Regions from separate parts of the Homo sapiens genome. Here region 2 is linked to region 1. A link is a loop called in an ENCODE intact Hi-C map of the cell type or tissue named here. Cell type or tissue: testis. All regions are shown on one strand. Each heading gives the region's core, and the rest is flanking DNA. Links, peaks and the distances in the headings are about the cores only. Region 1 has its middle 30 kb from the start of TMED3. Region 2 holds the start of ANKRD34C (ankyrin repeat domain 34C).

Evidence for each region. Hi-C counts contacts between places; a loop is a spot of excess contacts. Peaks named below come from ENCODE experiments on the same cell type or tissue, not always from the same donor. Only the 100,000 strongest peaks of a DNase experiment are listed, where the experiment ranks them.
Region 2: it touches region 1 in a loop (4-fold over the local background); 2 of 110 quality-filtered maps call a loop at or near these places.

Annotation. Positions count from the first base shown.
Region 1 is chr15:79,335,518-79,346,047 of GRCh38, forward strand. It overlaps a transcript of TMED3 not described here. Among named protein-coding and RNA genes, the nearest start is that of TMED3, 30 kb to the left of the region's middle. In testis, for the core only: CTCF peaks have their summits at 3,248 (motif pointing right) and 4,662 (motif pointing right); a DNase peak (open chromatin) is centred at 3,284.
Region 2 is chr15:79,278,840-79,289,369 of GRCh38, forward strand. It overlaps ANKRD34C (ankyrin repeat domain 34C), which reads left to right and starts at 3,883. Exons shown (of 2, transcript NM_001146341.2): 1 at 3,883-4,389. It overlaps ANKRD34C-AS1 (ANKRD34C antisense RNA 1), which reads right to left and starts at 5,106. Exons shown (of 2, transcript NR_038997.1): 1 at 4,810-5,106. RefSeq lists an enhancer at 3,818-4,357 and a silencer at 4,009-4,207. In testis, for the core only: no CTCF peak of the experiment used is centred there; a DNase peak (open chromatin) is centred at 4,932; H3K4me3 peaks cover 1,162 bases.

The DNA.
Region 1 (10,530 bases), core at 1,401-9,400:
GCCTTTCTAAAACTAGAAGGAATTCAGGGCACAGAGCACCTTTGAACCACTCTTGAATCAGCTACCCCAGGAAAAACTCTACTGAGTAAGGAAAGGAAAGGGGCCATCACAAAAAGGGCAGGTTTTCAAGCATTTCATCCATTAAAATATACAGCTGAGGCTAGACAACTATGAACAATCTAGGGACTATAAATGTTATGAAGTCTAATTATTTAAAAATTGCAATACAGCAAATTGAAATTGAGAATTAGGAGGTGAGGGAAGGTAAGAGAAAATGTAAACGCTAGCTTTCTAACTTTTCCTGATAGAACATTAATGACTACAAAAGAAATTACATTGAGTTCTTGCTAGGCACCAACCACAGTTCTTAGTGCTTTTTTGTGTGGCATTTCATTAATCTCTCACAACAGCTCAGCAGCATAGGAACCATTAATACTCCCATCTTACAGATGAGGAAACTGAGACACAGAGAATTTAATCTTTTCCCAAGGCTATGCAGCTAGTAAGGAAAATAAGGAAAGCCATTTGGTCATCTCAAGAGGCCCTGAAAACTAAGTTTGTAAGATCAATACAAGCCATTCCTGATGAAAAATTTTGATAAAGGAATAATTGGTCAGGGATAAGGGTGGCAGCTGAAGTGTGGCTGTGGAGTCTGGAGCTACAGATTCACTCCTTTCTTATTCTGGTGCCACGGAGGTGGGGCATTTCTTATACATGAGGTTGTAAATCTTCCCCTCTCTGAACCTCTGTGGCTCTGGCAGGCAGATATTAAAACATCAAAAAGCTAGGCCCCCACTGGCTGGCTAGTGGAGCTGGATCTGGGGGTGTCTTGATAGAGCCAAAAACAAACTACATTAGGGCTGGGCACAGTGGCTCATGCCTGTAATCCCAGCACTTTGGGAGGCCGAGGTGGGTGGATCATTTGAGGTCAGCAGTTCGAGACCAGCCTGGCCAACATGGTGAAACCCTGCCTCTACTAAAAATACAAAAATCAGCCAGGTGTGGTGGCAGGTGCTTGTAGTCCCAGCTACTTGGGAGGCTGAGGCCGGAGAATGACTTGAACCCAGGAGATGGAGGTTGCAGTGAGCAGAGGTTGCAGTGAGCAGAGGTTGCAGTGAGCCAAGATCACACCACTGTACTCCAGCCTGGGAGACAGAGCAAGACTCTGTCTCAAAACAAACAAACAAACAAACAAACACAAAAAACAAACAAAGAAAAAAACACATTAGCACCCTAGCTAATATTTTTACTCTAGGTGGATCCAACCCAGCAAACTCCACCCACTACACCCACTAGAGTTGATCGATTGACTTATAAAATAGAGGGACATAGATATTTCCAGTACATGAAACACTCAGGACACTTACCATGTCACAACTTCCAAGTGTCAAAGTAGTTATAATAATAACAGACAACAAATGCTTTGTGCATCTGTCACCAGAGCAAGGGGCTTGAAAGCTCTGGGCTGTGGTGGACCCTGGTGGAACAGGCCTCACTACTACCAAGCCTGTATGTGAACTGACCAGAATCTATTGGATCTATCTGCTTTAGCTGCTATCAGTTGCAAAGTGTCATAGTCCGCTGGGGCTGCCATAACAAAGTGTCCAACAGTCTGGGTGGCTTAGAACAGAAATTAATTTTCTCACCGTTCTGGAGGCAGGAAGTCAGAGATCAAGGTGTCAACAGGGTTGGTTTCTCCTGAGACCTCTCTCCTTGGCTTGCAGATGGCTGTCTTCTGTGTCCTCACACGGTCCCTTCCCTGTGCATGTCTGTGTCCTAATTTCCCCTTTATATAAGGACAACAGTTATGTTGGGTTAGGGCTCACTGTAGTTAATTTAATTACTTCTTTAAGCCTTATCTCCAAATATAGTAACATTCTGAGACACTGTGGGTTCAGAATTCAACATAAGAATTTGGGGGAAAAACAAAAAACAAAAATAGAATAATTTGGGAGAAAGGGGAGGACACAGTTCAGCCAATAACAGACAGTGTTAGATAAATTCCATCCAAGTCTTTCAACCTATGCTGCTTTTAAAAAATTAAATTATATTCTACTAGAACCACTATTTTGTCAAGACTAGGTGCATTTCGTAGCTTGAATTACTTCCCTTTTTCCTGATCTCTTTTATAAGATATCGATCACACACTCGCATCAGCAGGAACGTGCACAGAAGATTCCTGGAGTATGGAACAGTTCGGTAGTGATCAAATCCTGACTCTGCTCCTGGGAGCTGTGTGAGGATGAGCAGACCACATGGTCTCTCCCCTCTGACCCTCAGTTTCCTCGTTTGTAACAAAATGTGGTATTAAGGGAAATGTACAATGATATTCACTGCAGCATTGTGTTTGGTGATAAAACATTACAATATAACTCAAATGCACATGGATGGGAATGAATAAACAAAACGTTGCATGCTTGTATATGGGGATACTTTATAACAGTTGGAAATGAATAAAATAGCTCCCAATAAAGCAACATGAAATAATATTGAAGACACACCAGAGTGTACAGTGAAAAAGGAAAACCATCCAATGTGGTATCACTTATATATCAGTAAAAACACACATTAAACACTATTCTGTATAGCTCATGGGAAAAATAAATGTGTTCATGTATAATATATAGTAAAATTATAAAAACACAGATTGTAAAGAAAAGTTTACCTCTGGGAATTGAAGATAGAAATTGGGATGGGGTACAAAGGAGATTTCCATTTTATCTGTGCAGTATTTTTTTCTTTAAAAAATCTGAAGAATGTATAACAAAATATTAGCATTTGTTAGTCCTGAGTGGCAGATATGTGGGTGTTTGTTATGTTACCATTAGTATTTTCTGCATTAAACATCTCAAAGGCAAAGTAAATAGAAGGATGGTAATTGCCCTGGCTTCACCTCTTAGGGCTATTGCAAGGTTTCAATAATAAAATATTTGTGAAAGTTCCTTGTAAAATTAAAAGCTCTGTACTGTGGGCGGCAAGCCACCCAGGTGCCGAGGCAAGAGACCGAGGACACGAGCTGTTCCTGTATAGTAAAATATAAAATAAGAATAGTTATACCAGATATAGATCTTAGATATGATTATATATGAATATCATTAATCATTAGTTGGTAGCAATTACTCTTTATTCCAATATTATAATAATCCTTGCTCTATAATCATAACCTAGGAAAAACCAGGCCATACAGAGATAAGAGCTGAGGGGACATAGTGAGGAGTGACCAGAAGACAGAGTGCGAGCCTTCTGTTATGCCCAGACAGGGCCACCAGAGGGCTCCTTGGTCTAACGGTAATGCCAGCATCTGGGAAGACACCCGTTGCCAGGCGGACCGTGGTCTAGCGGTAGCGTAAGTGTCAAGGAAAAACACCCACTACTAAGCAGACCGGGAAAGGGAGTCTCCCTTTCCCCGGGGAATTTAGAGAAGACTGTACTCCTCCACCTCTTGTAGAGGGCCTGACATTAGTCAGGCTCACCCGCAGTTATCCAGGGGCCTGTCTCCCTGTGATGCTGTGCTTCAGTGGTCATGCTCCTAGTCTGCCTTCATGTTCCATCCTGTACTCCTGGCTCTGCCTTCTAGATAGCAGTAACAAATTAGTGAAAGTACTAAAAGTCTCTAATAATGGTGTAAGTTGTTTCTCTCTTTGTCTCCTCTCTCTCTCTCTGCCTCAGCTGCCAGGCAGGGAAGGGCCCCCTGTCCAGTGGACACGTGACCCACATGGCCTTACCTATCATTGGAGATGGCTCACTCTCCTTATCCTGCCCCTTTGTCTTGTATCCAATAAATATCAGTGCAGCCTGGCATTCGGGGCCTCTACCGGTCTCTGCAACTTAGTGGTAGTGGTCCCCCGGGCCCAGGTGTCTTTTCTTTTATGTCTTTGTCTTGTGTCTTTATTTCTACACTCTCTCATCTCCGCACACGGGGAGAGACCCACCGACCCTGTGGGGCTGGTCCCTACACTGTACAAATATTAAATTTTAAGCTAATCTGTTTCATTTGCTGTTGATTCTATTAACTTCCATTGCAAAAGTCCACAGTGTCGGATAGCTCCAAATTTGGGGTGGTGTTGGCAGTGATCATGGTAGTGGTCATGATGAGGGTGGCAGTGATGGTGGCGGCAGTGCAGCTGCTAGCGGGTGGTGATGACAGAGGAGTGGTAGTGATGGTGATGATGGTGGTGATGGTAGTAATGGTGGTGGCAATGGTGTTATGGTGGTGGTGATGACATGATGGTGATAGTGGTGATTATGGTGGTGTTGATGGTGGTGATGGCAGTGGTGGTGGTGATGGTGTGAATGTGATGGTAGTGGTGATGGTGGTGATGATGGTGGTGATTAGGATGATGGTGGTGATGATGGTAGTGGTGATGGTGGTGATGGTGGTGATTAGGATGGTGATGGTGGTGGAGATGATGTGTGTAGAGAGCAGTGTTAGACCTCTGATCTAGCTCTGAGCCACACCACACACACACTACTGCATAATATCATACACTTCTAGGGCTGTGTGTCTCACTGCTAGTAAGACTAAACCCTCCAAAGCCAAATTACATGAATGTGTATCTCCCATTGCTCCTAGTAAATACTGTTTAAAGTACTGTATTGAGCACGGTAATTAGCTTTTACTAGAAATACTTGAATTTCATCTTTTTGAAGAACTGCAGCAATATGAGAAATGACCACAAGAGGACAGTAGAGAAACATCAATAAAGTTCAACTTTACCTCAAGGATTGGGCAGGCACAAGCCATGGTCTCCACTCAAGAAGCTGCTCCTCAGCAGGGAGAAGTGTGGGTCTCTGCAAGAGATCAGGTTGTGGGAATTTCGGGGCCAGTCAACATATCACAGAGTGTCATGGACTTTGAGCTGTTGAAAACCATCTAGTTCAACCTCCTCAGCCCCAGCCAGCATCTATCTGGACTGCAATTTCTTGAGACACCCTGAGCCAGAATCACCCCGCTAAATCTCTCTTAAATTCCTGATCCATTGAGATGGTGATAAGCAGTGTTTGCAGTCGTGAAGTGCCAAAAAATTTTGAGATAATTCGTTATGCAGCAAAAGATCACTAATACACCTGGCGTGTAGTCAACAGTTAATGAATGTTAGCCATAATTGTTATTCAGGACTATTAAATGCAAGGAGGTTATTTTTCCGGCATTTTCTCATTATGTCAATTATGATGTAACTTGGAAGTGGTATCATGGATGCATTCATTCATTAATTTTCCAATAAGCCAAACTACTGCCCAGAATGACATCAATAAGAAAAATACATCATTCCTTCATGTATCCATTCACTAATTCATACATCCATTCACTTATCAAGTATGAATTGTGACAGAGGTACTAGCTTAAGGTAGAGTGTGGCCAATTGAGTGAGAGGGGTCAGATAAAAGGTAATTTGCTGGGCATAGTGATTCATGCCTGCAATCCCAGCACTTTGGGAGGCCAAGGCAGGAGGATCACTTGCATGCAGGCATTTGAGACCAGTCTGGGCAACATACTGAGGCCCCATCTCTACAAAATAATAGAAAATTAGCTGGGTGTGGTGCTGTGTACCTGTAGTCACAGCTACTTGGGAGGGTGAGGTGGGAGGATTGCTTCAGCCTGGGAGACAGGGGCTTCAGTGAGCTGCGATCATGCCACTGCATTCAGCCTGAGTGACACAGCAGCAAGACCCTGTCTCAAAAAAAAAAAAAAAAAAAAAAAGGTGAAGAAAGAAAGCCAGCAGGGGAAGAAAGACAGCAGATGATGGAAGGAAGCATGAGCAGAGGCACAGAGTTTCATGTGGTCTTGAGTACTCAGGGGAGGCAAGGACTTTGGCTGGGCTGGACCATAGGAAGAGAAGGTAAGATGGGAATAGGTATATGTAAAGATGGAGAGGATGCAAGGGCCAGCAAAGGAGCCTTACCATAATATAAAGATTGCCATAATATACTACAAATCCCATAAGAGGGAGCTTGAGCTTCATCCTTTGACAGGTTTTAGGTAGGCGAGCCCATGGCCAGGCGTAGGTTTTTAGATCACTGTGGCTGCTGTTAGCGAGGCAGATGGAGAAGAGAGACTGCTCTGCGAGTTGCTGAACAGCTGCCAAGCCCAGTAGGCTGCGGAACAGAAAAGTTTACAGGAATTCGTTTATTCCCCTTCCCTGTGCCATAAGAAAAATTCCTACTTCACTGGAGTGTGGGCTCATCCCCAAGCAGGAAGAATTCACTTCTTGCAGAGATGAGGGATCAAAAGGAAGGACCGCATGATCTCTTTCGGCGGTTTCAACTACCAGTGATTTTGCCCCTGAGGAGACATTTGACAATGTCTGGAGATATTTTTAGCTGTCACAACTGGGGAGGAGGAGGCGCTTACTGGGTAGAGTCCAGGGATGCTGCTGAACATCCTGCAAGGCACAGGACAGCCCTCCACTGATGAAGAAGTATACGACCCAGAGTGTCATCAGTGCTAGGCTGAGAAACCTTGGTTGGTACAAAAATGTGACAAAATAAAAATGACACATAAAAACACATTAAAGATGAGAAAAACTAAAAAACGTGGATGGGGGCAGATGAAAATTATGACTAAATATGTCATTATCAGTTTAAGAAATAAGTAATTGTCGTTACAAAACAAGAGTTTGAAGCAGAGATATAAGCAATAAAGATAGGATAAAAGATCTTACATCAACCATATCTGACATATAGATAAGGAAAATGATACTCATCTATCAGAAGAGAAAATGTTGGATCACAAAGCAAAACCCAATTTTATGTTGTATGCAACATAAACAAGATGTTGTATACAAGAAACACAATTAAGACCAAGTTGTCCAGCAAATTTGAAGAAGGGTTGGCAAAGATATACTATGTGAACAGAAAGAAAAATAAAGCAGTGTCACAACTTTTATATCAAAAAAGGTTAATCTCTGCTTCATACTTTATGCTAAAATAACTTCCAGGTAGATAAAAATTGTAAACATTACAAAGAAAAAAATTTAAATGCTAGAGGAAAATCTTTGAAAATAATATTATTTACCTTAAGGGAGTCCTTTGAAGTACAATATCATAAAAGAAGTTGATAAATCTAACTACCTAGAATCTAAAATTGTTGCATGGTAAAGCATGCACACAAACACACACATATACACTGTATAAACAAAACCAAAAGACAAAAGGCAAACTGAGGAAAAACTCATATTACAACTCATATCACAAAAGATTAGTCATCTTAATTAATTAAGTAGTTAATAACCATTTGTTAAGTGTCTGTGTTACACTGGGCCCTGCTTAGCACTGGGGAGATAATAACATAAAACACAAAGTTCCTGCCTTTGTGAAACTTACATCTCATGGAACAGCCAGACAATAAACAGATAAAGTAGTAAATGTATGTAATATTAGGTACTGATAAGTGCTATAAAGACAAAGTTAGGTGTGGGTATAAAGAGTGAGATGGAGTGAGAATAGGTATTACTGAGATTGGGTAGTAAGGAAGGTCTCATCGATGAGATTTTGTTTGAGCAGGGGACATTTCAGCTAGGAGAAAGAGCAATTGCAAAGGTCTGGAGATGGAAATATAAGGGTTTGTTTGAGGAACAGCATGGAGATAAGAATTGGTGTGGCAGTGAGAAAGGGGTATAGTGGTTAAAAAGTGAAGTTCAAGGTACCCAGGAGCCAGCTCACAGAAAGCTTTCAGGCCATGATGGGACGGTGCATACAACCTCCATCACCAAGACACTCTGTCCATCACTACAGAGATCTCTTCCATGCCAGTCCTTTATACTCATACACACTGCCCTCCCTTCTACCACCCTTGGTGCCTGTTAACAACTAATCTGTTCTCCATCTGCGTACCTTTGTCACTTTGAAGATGTCACGTAGATGGAATCATGCAACATGTGGCCTGTTGAGATCATCTGTCTTCGCTCAGCATAATATATGCTCTTTCATTTTATTTCTGAGTAGTATTTTATGCTATGGATGTATCACATTTTATTTAGACATCCATACACTGAAAGATATTTGGGTTGTTTCTGATTTTCACTATTACAAATCGGGCTTCTATGAATCTTCAAATTTGTGTTGATTTATATTTCAAAGGGTCACTATGGCTGCTTTGTGGGTAGTAGACTGCAGGGGTAAGAGTGGATGCAGGGAGTGAGGAGCTACTGCCATAGTCCAGGCAGACATGACAATGGATTCAACCAACTGGAGAGGTGAAGGATGTGGGACAGGCTCTTGGGTTGAATATGAGGCACAAAAGAAAGAAAGGAGTCAATGACAACTTTGTGAATTTGAACTACCAGGTGAAAGGTAGTCTCATTTACTGAGATGAGCCTGACTGTGGGAAGGAGAGTTTGGGGATGGAGTTTTGGTGGAGGCAGATCTAGCACTCTGTTTTGGCCATGTTAAGTTGGAGATCGCTATTAGAGGTCCTGCAGAGATAGCAATTCAACAGCCATATGAGTCTGGAATTCAGAGTGTAGGTTGGGCTGGAGAGAAAACTTTGAGATTCCATAAATATGTAGATAGAAGGTGAAATAAAAACACTCGGCCTACGTAGTTCACCAAGTAAATAAAGACAGAAAAGCAGGTCTAGATCCCATGGGCCTCCAACTTATAGAAGTTGAGAAGAAGAGAAGGTCAAATAGAAAGTGAGAGGGAGCAGCTGGAAAGACAGAAGGAACCCCCCAGAGTGTGGTGGCCCACAAGGCACCAGAAGATGCCTTTTCAGGAGTGAGGAGTGAGCCTCGGTGTCAAATGCTGCTGCTGAGAGCTGGTGTTGGCGTCCTAGGATTGCTGTAACAAATGACCACAAACTGGGAAGCTTAAAACAACATAATTTTTTCCTCTCACAGCTTTGGAAACCATAATTCTAAAGTCAAGGTATTGGCAGGGTTGGCTCCTTCCAGATGCTCTGGGGAAGAGCTCATTCCATGTCTCTCTCCAGGATTCTGGTGGCCCCAGGCTAGGATACATGACTAGGTTCCATGACACACCACCAAACCCCCAACTCCATTTCACATGGTGGTTTCTTGGTCTCTCTCTCTTTTCTCTTATAAGGATTTGTCATTGGATTTAGGGTCCTCTAATGCAGGATGACATTATTTTGAGATCCTTACTTTAATTACATCTGCAGAAAACCCTTTTTCTTTTAAGGTCACATTCCCAGGTTCCAGGAAGACATGAATTTGGGGGAACCTCATTCAACCCAGAGGGCCAGCAAGAAGAGAACTGGTAACTGAACTTTGGATCTGGCAAGGTCGAGATCGTTGGTGACTTAACAAGAGTAATTTGTACGAAACATTGGAGGCAAAGACTTCACTGTAGTGAGCCCAGTGAGATGAGGCAGTGTGAAAGGGAGACAATGTTTTATAGGAGTTTAACTTTAAAGCTTTGCTGTGTTTGAGCAGTAGCCGGAAGGAGATGTGGAAGAGACTGTTTTTGTTTTATAATTTGAGAGACAGAGCAGCATATGGGAATTTAATGGAAATGCTCACAGAAAGAGAGAAAACAGGGGGACAATGAAAGACATATAAATATAGAGAGCTACCAATCAGGAAGAAGAGGACCACCAACTCAATAGAAAGACTGGGCCAAAGATCCAGACAGGGAAGAAAAATAGAAAGCTCTTTTTAAAAATTTATTTACTTTATTTTTTATTAACTTTTAAGTTCAGGGGTACATGTGCAGGTTTGTTACATAGGTACACTGGTGTCATGGGGGTTTGTTGTACAGATTATTTCATCACCCAGATATTAAGCCTAGTACCCATTAGTTATTTTTCCTGATCCTCTCCCTTCCCACCCTTCACCCTCTGATAGGCCATAGTGTGTTGTTCCCCTTTATGTGTCCATGTGTTCTCATCATTTAGCTCTCACTTATAAGTGAGAACATGCAGTATTTGGTTTTCTGTTTCTGCATTAGTTTGCTAAGGATAATGACCTCCAGCTCCATCCGTGTTCCTGCAAATGACATGATCTTGTTCTTTTTCTGGCTGCATAGTATTCCATGGTTTATATGTACCACATTTTCTTTATCCAGTCTATTATTGGTGGGCATTTAGGTTGTTGATTCCATGTCTTTGCTATTGTGAGTAGTGCTGCAATGAATATACACATACATGTGTCTTTATAACGAAACAATTTATATTCCTTTGGGTATATGCCCAGTAGTGGGATTGCTGGGTCAAATAATATTTCTGCTTATAGGTCTTTGAGGAATCATCACACTGTCTTCCACAATGGTTGAACTAATTTACATTCCCACCACCAGTGTATAAGCATTCCTTTTTCTCCACAACCTCACTAGCATCTGTTATTTTTTCCCTTTTACTAATAGCCATTCTGACTGGTGTAAGATGACATCTTCTCATGGTTTTGATTTGCATTTCTGTAATCATCAGTGATGTTGAGCTCTTTTTTATAAGATTGTTGGCCACGTGTATGCCTTCTTTTGAAAAGTATCTGTTTATGTCATTTTCCCGCTTCTTAATGGAGTTGTTTGTATTTTTTCTTGTAAATTTGTTTAAGTTCTTTATAGATGCTGGAG
Region 2 (10,530 bases), core at 986-8,985, 57 kb before region 1:
ATTCAGTGAATCAGATGACTCTTGCTGACAGCTCTAAGGAGCTCAGTGCTCACCTCTGAATCTGACTTTCTCTTCCCTATGGATAATGACTGACTGGTAATATACTCTGGAGAGGGAAACTGCTCAAGAGGTCAATAAAGACTTTACTTTCACTGACTTAAAACAGAGTGCACAGGGAACCATGGCACCTGGGATCACATCATCATTTTCTTGTAGGTGGTAAAATAACATTTGATGTGATTCTCTTCTGATCCAACTGCCTGTGTAAGAGTGGGTCAACCCTCCCCCAAATCTCTCAACCACAGCCCAAATTCCATCACACATTCTTTCTAGCACCCTCTTAAGTGAGACACCCCACGATTACCCATGGTATGTGTCCTCCCTCACTGCAACAAGTGATACAGCCAATTTGTTCAACTATACTTGAGTCCCTGGTGGTCTTAAGCTGGAGGGCATTGATAGTAGTAGATATTCAAAGCTTTTATTACTATTATTAGCAATTTTTTTAAAAAAAAAGTACTATTGCTGTTGTTGTTTTTAATCAAGTAGGCCTAGCATGTAAGGTGCATCTCTGAGGAAGTAGCTGAGATATCCATAAGAAAGCAGACTTGGAATAGGTTGCAAAAGTCCTTTTGCTTCATGGAACAGTGTGAGTTGATTCACTTACACACATACATACACACACATCTCCAAAGAGATGCTGACAAGTCTTTAGAATGCTCCTTTGCAAAGGCAGAGAACGTGCCTGTCTTATTCTAAATCTACAGCACTCCAAAAGAAGGCAGATCAGGTCACATAGCACAGACTCAATAGTAGATTTTGGCTGAAAACCAAAATGAATTCAAGCCTCCTAGGAGACCTTAACAGTTTAATTTAAATACTGATAGATCAGGCAGATAAGCGTAGTTAACACATACAGGGTGCTTACTCCCTATCAGACACTGTGCTAAACATTTTACATATTTTACCTTAGCTGCCTCTCATCCCAGTTGTAGAAAGTAGATACTAATATTAACCCAATTTTATGGACACAAAGGCATTTGGTGTCTCATCGGAGACACAAAGGCATTTGGTGTCTCATCAGAGACTATGCAGCTGGTGAGTGCTGGAATTGGGATTTAAATACAGGCAGTCTGACCCCTGAGTCTGTGCTCTTAATCAATACACTATACTGCCTGTAGTCCAAAGTAAAGATGTAAAGGTTGCTGATATGGTTTAGCTGTGGTCCCACCCAAATCTCATGAATTGTAGCTCCCATAACCCCCACATGTCAAGGGCAGAGCCAGGTGGAGATAATTGAATCACAAAGGCGGTTTCCCCCATACTGTTCTCATGGTAGTGAATAAGTCTCATGAGATCTGACAGTTTTGTAAACGGGAGTTCCCCTGCACAAGCTCTCTTGCCTGCCACCATGTAAGATGTGACTTTCCTTCTCCTTTGACTTCCATCATTATTGTGAGGCCTCCCCAGCCATGTGGAACTGTGAATCCATTAAACTTCTTTCCTCTATGAATTACCCAGTCTCACGTATGTCTTTATTAGCAGTGTGAGAGAGGACTAATACAGGTACTAATGTACAATTAACTTTACAGGTGTACTTGTATTGTTTGTGCCCCAAAACACAGAATGTACATTTTTTTTCTACATTAAGTGTGAGGGAAAATGCTTGTGGAGTATTTTTTATTTGTCATATAAATAGACCACAACACGGAAATGATGTAAATCATATAATTCAACTACAGCAAAATAATATTAATGAAAAATAGTGGGGGAGAACACAACATCAGGAATAAAAAGGGGATATAGGAATAGATTTAAAGGAGATGAAAAATTATAAAGGAGCATAATATGTAACATTATGCCAATACATTAAAAAAGGTAGATGAAATGAACTTTTTTCCAGGTAAATATAAATTACCCAAAATTGACTCAAGATGGGTCAGATGATGAATATGCCAACAAGCATCAATGAATTTGAAAAGATAATCAAAGATCTATCCTTCTAAAATCCATCAAGTCCAGACAGTTTCATGGGTATGTTCTATTAAACCCTCAATGAACTGATAGTTAACTTGATAATTTAAATATTCCAGAGTGTAGGAAAAAACAGAATGCGTCCAAAATCATTCTATAAGGTTACCATAACCTTGCACCAAAGTTGAATGAGAACCCTCATCCCCTAAAAAGGAAAAAGAACACAATTTTTACTTATTAATATAGACGGAATAAACCTTATATTAACATAAGTAAATTATTGCAATCTAGCAGTGTATTTGTATAAAATAACATACATTAACCAAGTAGAGTTTGTTTTGAGAAATATAAAGTGTTATAAAGGTGGCATTCACATCAGTGAGCGAAGAATGGACTTTTTGAATTGGTGTTGGGACAATTGGGTTCTCATCTTTGTCAGTTCCTTACCTTACCCTGTGCACAAATACAGTTTCCAGATGAAATGGTAATCTAAACAACAGAGCTATACATTACTAGAACATTTAGGGAACTGTATGGTGATTCTGGGGTACGAAGCCTCCCTAGGCAAGATGGGAAATCTAGAAACCATGCAAGATAAGACATGTGTTTGACTACATAAACCTTGAAACTGCTTTAGAGAGAAAAACTCCACAAACAGTAGGCAGTCATTATAAATATTGGGTACTAGGAGGGTACATTTCTCTAAGTGATACTATAGACACACTAAGTGATAAAGGCAACTTATGGAATAATATTTTTGCCCTTAAAAGATAAAATTGATAATCCTCCAGCAAGCTTGATTTAAAAAATTGGGAATGGAGCAGTAGAAAACACAAATAAATAATATCAGCAATAAGGAGGCCCAGAACAGTTTTAGAGATGAAAATAAATATAAGGTGACACTATTTGTAACTTTGTGCCAGAAAATTTGAAAATGTAAATGAGATGGACAATATCCTAGGAAAATATAAATTACTAAAAATGACTGAAGAAGTAGGGATTTAAAAAACATAGGGCAAATAGAACCCCTGTGTGCATATACATGTATCTAGACGAAAATGCTGGTTACCTCTGGGGAACTGATTAGTGGGGGAAGGACACTGCAGGGTAGGGGAGGAGGGGGCACTCACTTTCTATTTTTTTTGGAAAGCATTTTAGTTTTTTTTTTTTTTGTAGAGACTTTTTTTTTTTTTTTTTTTTTTTTTTTTTTTTGGTAAGTCTCACTATGTTGCCTAGGCTGGTTTTGAACTCCTGGCCTCAAGCGGTCCTCCTACCTTGGCCTCCCAAAGCGCTAGGATTACAAGCATGAGCCACTTACTTCCTAAATACAATGCCTTATGCTTTCAATCATATGCAGCAACTATTAACTACTTTGTAAAAAGGAAACGAAGATTGTCCGCGAACGACTCCACAGGAGGCCCTGGGAATAGGTAGCGGGTGGGCTAAAACATTGATTTGGAATGAAATCCAACGGCCGTGGAACCAGCCCTGATCATCAAATTATTCCCAGTTTTGAGGATCGCACTGCACCCTCCTCTCTCCCTCTCTTTCCTACACCTTGGACAGACAGCCTGAGATTCCAGGGCGTGTGTGAAGGAAAGCCGAGGAGGGCAGGGCCGCAGAGAGAACAAAGGGGACACGAGTTCAAATTCCTGCCAGGGTCTGAGACCTGCAACGTCAGACTTTGGGAGCGTCCCCTCACTTCTCCGGACCCCAGGAGTGGCCGCGCCTGCTCCGCGCTCACCCTCGGGGAGTCTAGGAGCCCCCTGCTAAGTTGCTGAGCGAGTCGGAGCCCCAAGAGCTAGGGTCGAGGGGGTGGGGCAGCAGGCGCCTCTGCCGAGGCTGCAGGTAGGCACTTCCCCACCCCCGCGGCCCCCTCCTTCCTCCTTCCTCGCAGCTCGCACACCCACACAACCCTCGCCCGTCGCGGCTGGAGAGCTGCTCTCGGCGCCAGCGGGCAGCAGCGCGTCGTCAGCCAGCACAGCCGGCCGAAGACCAAGCCGGAGGTCTGGGGCTGCGCAGAGACCTGCACACCCGCAGCGCGGAACCGGGGGCGATTCCTATCTTTCTTTCATGCTTCTTTCTTTTTCTTAAAACCAAACCAAACCAAACCAAACCCAAAACTCCCCTGCTCCCACCGCAACTTGGAGGAGCGGTGGACCGATTTGAAGGAACTGACGCAGAGGTTTTATTCACGAACCTTGAAGAAGTTCTGGGCAAGTGACTCAACAGGACCCGCGGGGCCCGGGGTAGCCCCAGCTCCCGGCGCTGGTTCAGTCTGGCAGTGCCCTCTGGCAGCCAACCCGCAGCTGCAGGTAGGGGTGCTGGACGCCCCCTGATTTTGTTTTGGGAATAATAATGACACTACCTATAGCCTGGACCCAGGTGGCCTCGCTCGGCGATTGTCCCCACCAGGTAAGCGCACCCCCAGGGGTCTGCATTGGTCACCCGGGTGGGGACCTCGAGCTCCCGAGAAGTCGGTCCATGCTGTTTAGCCACAGGCAGGAGTGGGGAACTGGTAGGAGACAGCTTGCTTTTATCACAGGAAATTGTGGGAGACGGGAATGGAAGGCGGATTTAACATTTTTTATTTTTGCATTGACGCGTGGGGATGAGATGCGTAGGGGCCTGGATTCTTGTAGGAAATGGTTGCGGAGCGGGGCTGGGTGATAGGTGTCTGGATTTTTGCAGGGACTGAAGGGGAAGAAAGGTCGTCAGTTTTTGCAGAAACCTGTGAGGAACTGGCGGTGAGAGGTTATGATCCTGAAAATGTGCACGAAATTGTAAAAAGTAGGCACCTAAGCATTTCTGAGAAATGATGGGAGAAGCACTTACCGCCCTGGTTTCACCTGACCCCCATGCTCGGCCTTCTGGAAGATGCCCACAGACACTGGCAATAATGGACGCTGGCACACTCTGCCGGCGCGGCCGGAGCCCCGGAGTTCAGCACCTCGGACAGAGCCCGAGCCCCGCCGCCCGAGGCGCACAGTGAGCGTGGAACAGCCCGGCTCCCTAGCCCCCGGCCAACGCTGCTCTCAGTTCAGGGCAGCTACGTAACACCGCCCCTAGCTCCGCGCCAGAAAGGGCTCTCGAATCGCAAAAGCAAACGTGTTCGATTTCTGATCTGCTTCTAACTGCTTCCCGTGACTGCAGAAGGAAGAGGCGGAGTGTAAAGATATCTCCCAAGCTTCCGCGAAAACTACAGGCAAACTGTGTGGCCTCCCCGGATTTCGGAAGGTGTACCCAAACTTCTTTAAAAATCTAGCATTTATTAAGCGCTTACCATGTGCCAAGGCCCCGTGCTAAGCCAGTGCACCACAAATTTGTGTCCTATGAGTATCCCCATTTTACAGATGAGAAAACTGAAGCAAGAGAGGCCGAGTAACTTGTCCAGGTTTATGGAACTAGCAAATGGTATGGCTGCGCTCTTAAACGCTGCCAGATTGCAGTGGTGGGAGGATGTGCTTGAGTGGAATTCCCTGCGTGAAATAGCTCTGAACTTGGGATCAGAGGAACAGAGTTTAAATCAAAGCTGTAGCACTTAAAAACGTGTGCCCTTAGACAAAATTACTAAATGTGTCTGAACTTCAGATTTTAACTATCTGTAAATACTTGATAATGCTTTCCTTGCAAAAGTGTCAGGGGAGGGTGGCCAAGGAGATCATATGTGTGGAAAGACTGGCAAACTGGGAATTGTGGTTGGGTGTTAGGGGCTGAAAGGAAGGAGCAGGTAATTAGAAGAGAAGGAGAATTGGTGGTGAACACTTCCCTCAGCACACTCCAAAGGGACTGGGCACAGAGCGGGGCTCAGTGGGAGGAATTCTGGATGAGCTTAGTTCAGTGTGTAATAGCCTCTTAGATTTTTTAACAGGACTTTATAGAGAGTGTGGACATATTGCCTACCATTTGATCCTTATAACAATGTTGTTAAGTAGGCAGGACTGGGGTTATTCTACTTGTTTGGCAAAATGATGCTTGCCCAAAATTACTCAGGTACTTAGTAGCAGAGCTGGGATTAGAATCCAGATCTCCCGCCTCTCTAGCTTATAATCCTTCCACATGGACTGGCACATCCTCAGGAGCTTGAATTATGGGGCAGTTAAGCACTAAAGTGTATTTAGACAAGTACTATAAATATGTGACATTAATGGTTTTTAAAACCATTTTGAAACAGCAGTTTCATATGGATTAATCTCATAAATGTTTATTGATTATATTCTATTTTGTTCCACAAAGAATTTAAAGCAATTTAGAAGGCTCCACAAGATGTCAGGTTTGCACGTATTCGAAGTAGTCGAGAAAACAGAGGTGAAACAAGATTAAGGCTATAGCCACAGATAAAATGAATACAAAGTATGTATATTATAAAGTCCTAGAAACTTGCTCTGGTCTCTAAGTACTAGAAAGTGTATAACCAAGCACTTTCTTGGAGGTCTAGGAACTTTGAAAATGTTTGCAAAAGTCCGTAGACTCTTCTCTTTTGTATAATTCCATCCCTTGCCCTCTGTGAGATCTTCACTGTGCCAAACAAGGGATGTTTAACTGGAAATCCAATGTCAGTGTGACTTGAAGAAGGGGAAATAAAGTGTATGACATTGTATCTGCACTCAGGTAATTAAGTGTTAGTTACATAATTTATAATGGTTCACATGAGCAAACCATACTTTAAAGTTTATATAAAGGTTTACATCCGTTAGCTTATTTAGGCCTTCTAACAACTCTGAAGAGATAAGCAGCTACAAAATGACAGGAAGGACAAAATCCTAGCATCGCGATTTTATATATTATGTATTTTACTTTCATACACAAACCCGCATCCCTATACAGGCCAGTTAAGTAACCTGAATGTGTGAATCGGGCCAATTGTAAGACTACGGAGAATGACAGGGCCTTTTCAAACTGAAGAGTGAATAATCCATCTTAAAACATTCAAAGAAAATTTAAAGCACAGTGCCAGCCAAGCAAGACATGACTGTGGGCTACATCGGCTGTCAGACCTTTAATATGTAATCTTGGTCTAAACTACTCAGGCCAAGGATCTGAGAAGGCATGGGAGTGAAAGACCCTGGATTCAGAGAGAGAAAAGTTTCAATTCCTGTATTTAAGTTTCCTGTTTCTAAACATGGAAGATTGAACAAGATGGCTCCTCTCAGCTTAAAAAATATAAGACATCTTTACTTTTGGGGACAATAAAATAATCAAAGGACATCAGGACAATAATAGCAAACACTTGCATCTACTTATTGCCTCCATGAAAGAAGGCATCATTTTAATTTTCTGACACTGGTGATATTTTAATCTTCAGTATTTCCTCTCCAGCCCCTGTGCCATTGGAAGATATAGTGGCCACCATTATAGTGGAAATGAGTCCAACAGAAAACAGACCAGAGAGGTGAAAGTGATGGTGGGGGTGGAGTGGGGGTGGGGGGTTGGCGGGTAGAGACAGGGAGTACAGCAAGGGAGGAACCAGGCAAACTTTGCTCTCTTCTCAGTTTACTCTTCTTATGAAACACATGAAAAAAACCCACTTTATGGTTGCTAATTTTTAAAGACAAAAATATTCTGGCCAGAGCAGCCAAAGTGGATGGGATCTCAACATTCTAGGAATGCTTCAGCTTTTTTCAATCCAGATTGTTTCTTTTCTCTCCAACGAGCTTAGAGATCTTGTAAATCATTTAATATTTCCAGTATTAGGTGTTCTTAATATTTATTCACTGTGATGCACAATAGGAGATAAATTTTCAAATGAAGGTAAATTAGATTTTGGTTGACACTTTCATCAAATGGACCACTATTCAGTTCTAACTTTCAAACATCTCTCCAGCTTGAGTCTTTCTCTATCTCCCTGCTGTGCTGTTTCTGATCCTCTTCATCTCTCAGGGGCTCCGAGATGACCCCCAAGCCTCCCAATCCATCTCCCACACTGTGGCCAATGATCATGTCACTCTCTTCCTTAAAATTCTTTACTGGTTCCCTATGTCCACACAGCAAACATCAAACTTCAGGACAAGGCTACAAGGAACTTTGAATCTGATCTCTGTAGACCTCCCCTTATTTGCTTGCTCCGTCAGTGCACTTCCCACCACCACCATGCACTAACCATCAAGTTCTTGAAATGTCCATGTTCTGCTACCTTTTGCCTTTGAACTTGTACTTACTCCTAAGTGTAATGACTTCCTCCTTTTGGTTCAACAACTTTCCACTCATGTTTTTCAAGTACTAGCTCAATTTTATTCTCTTTGTGAGCCCTTTCCTAATCTGCACCCCGAGTCCCTCCTGGCACTCATGTCTCCTTGTTTTATATTTGTCTTCCATTCTGGGACTTATTAATTACTTTGCACTACAGTTATGTCATGTAGAGGCTAAGAATGTGGACTTTGGGGTCAGACTGCCTGGATCTGAATTCCAGCTCCACAGCATATTGCCTGGGTGATTTGAGGTAAGTGACTTTACCTTCCTGAGACTCAGTTTCATTTTTGATAAAATGGGGATAATAATAGTACCCACCTCATAGTATTACTATAAAGATTAAATGACACAATGCATATAAAGTGTTCAGCACATTGCTTGGCACATGGCAAGCATACCATAAATGTTTATTACTATCATTAAAATATACATCCACCTTCTTTCTAAATTGTAAATACTTAGCAGCCATTCCTGAATTTTATACATCTCTTTATCCTTAACACCTAGCCTGGAGTAGATAATCAATATATGTTTGATCATGAATGAATGAGCAAGTAGATAGTTAATATATGTTTGATCATGAATGAATGAGCAAGTAATGCCAGTGTTTAGTCAAGGTTTACTTGCTTATAAGTAACAGAAGTTAATTCAAGCCACCATAAACAAAAACATGCTGACTTATTGGAAGGCTTCTAAGTCGTTCATGGACTCCAAAGTCAGTTGAAACTTCAGAGGAAGGAGGAAAAGTACTCTCTCCCTGCCTCTCATCTCAGCTTCTCAGTGTGTTTACTTCATTCTTCTTCCTCTGCACGTCACCTTTTCTGCTTCTGTGCACTTATGGCTAATCCATGAACGCAGCTCTTACATCCAGAGTTCTCTACAAACAGCCCAGCATAACTGGTGTTTCTCAGCCTCAATTTCAAAATCCACCCAAGGTTGAGTCAGCCCTGCACATGGGGCCGGTCAAATAATATAAACCATCAGCCTCACTCTGTGTGCAGGGGAAGGCAGGAATAATATCAGAAAGAAAGACTCACTGTAGCTTGTGAGAGTCAGAGTCACTCATTGATCCCTAAATGACCATGGGCAAGCCACTTCTTCACTTTTGGCTTCAGTTCCCTCATCTGTGAAATGGTAGAAAAACCTTCCTGAAAGGGCATTTCATGGTTCATGGGAGGCAGTTATCATCAGTCTGGAGCAAAAACATACATATTAACAGTTTGTTGGGCTATAATCCCTGGGGAGTAGGAATGAAGGAAAATGAAAAGTGACGCAAGGGAGGAGGAAGAGCAAATATAGGGGATACGTTATTGAGCTAGCCACAGCTTCATGGCAAATGCACTGATTATTCTGTCATATGGAAATTGTATAATCTATTGCATCTTGGAACAGGAAATTGGGTGAGGAGAGGGAGAAGCATTTATGTAATATCTCTTTCCCATCCTCTATTTTCTATTGGTCAACATCTGTTCTACAAAGGGTTAACTCCCTCATACTTCTTGGTTGAGTAACCTGGAGAAAGTCAGGCCAGGGTCAGTTTCTTCTAGTCAGCAGAAACCAGGTGTGGGGGTTCACCATTTGTAGCAGACAACAGCAGTAGTGACCTGACACTAAGTCTGTGGGAAAGGTTTGAACTTTGTTAAGACCACTCAGGCAAGAAAGCAAGGTGAGTGTGTAACACCCAGAGACAGGGAAAGTAGGCATGGTGGCTATGCATATCTGGGATGGTGCATGAATTTAGTCTGTGGTAATTTGTAAGGCTATTGTCAACTGCGACCATGTAAACAGCAGTCTTTTAAGCCCAGTATTCTTTTTTTTTTTTTTTTTTTTTTTTTGAGTTGGAGTTTTGCTCTTGTTGCCCAGGCTGGAGTACAATGGTACGATCTCGGCTAACTGCAACCTCTGCCTCCTGGGTTCAAGTGATTCTCCTGCCTCAGTCTTCCGAGTAGCTGGGACTGCAAGCGTGTGCCACCACGCCTGGCTAATTTTTGTATTTTTAGTAGAGATGGGGTTTCACCATGTTGGCCAGCTGGTCTCGAACTCCTGACCTCAGGTGATCCACCCGCCTTGGCCTCCCAAAGTGCTGGGATTACAGGCGTGAGCCACCGTGCCTGGACAAGCCCCGTATTCTTAAAATGAAAAGTGTACGATTATTGCAGCATGCTAACAGTTAATGTTAGCCTGGCACATTTTATCTGGGCTACAAGAGTGAGGTAAGCACCTGATTCTGTCCTCAGACAAAACTGTTGCATTTCATCACTTAAGGAACTTCAGATGGGAGGCCCACAGTAAAAAAATGGCTATAGACAACTTGCAAAAGAACTGACCACACAGAATGTTATGCCTATTGGTGGGCTAGATATAAAT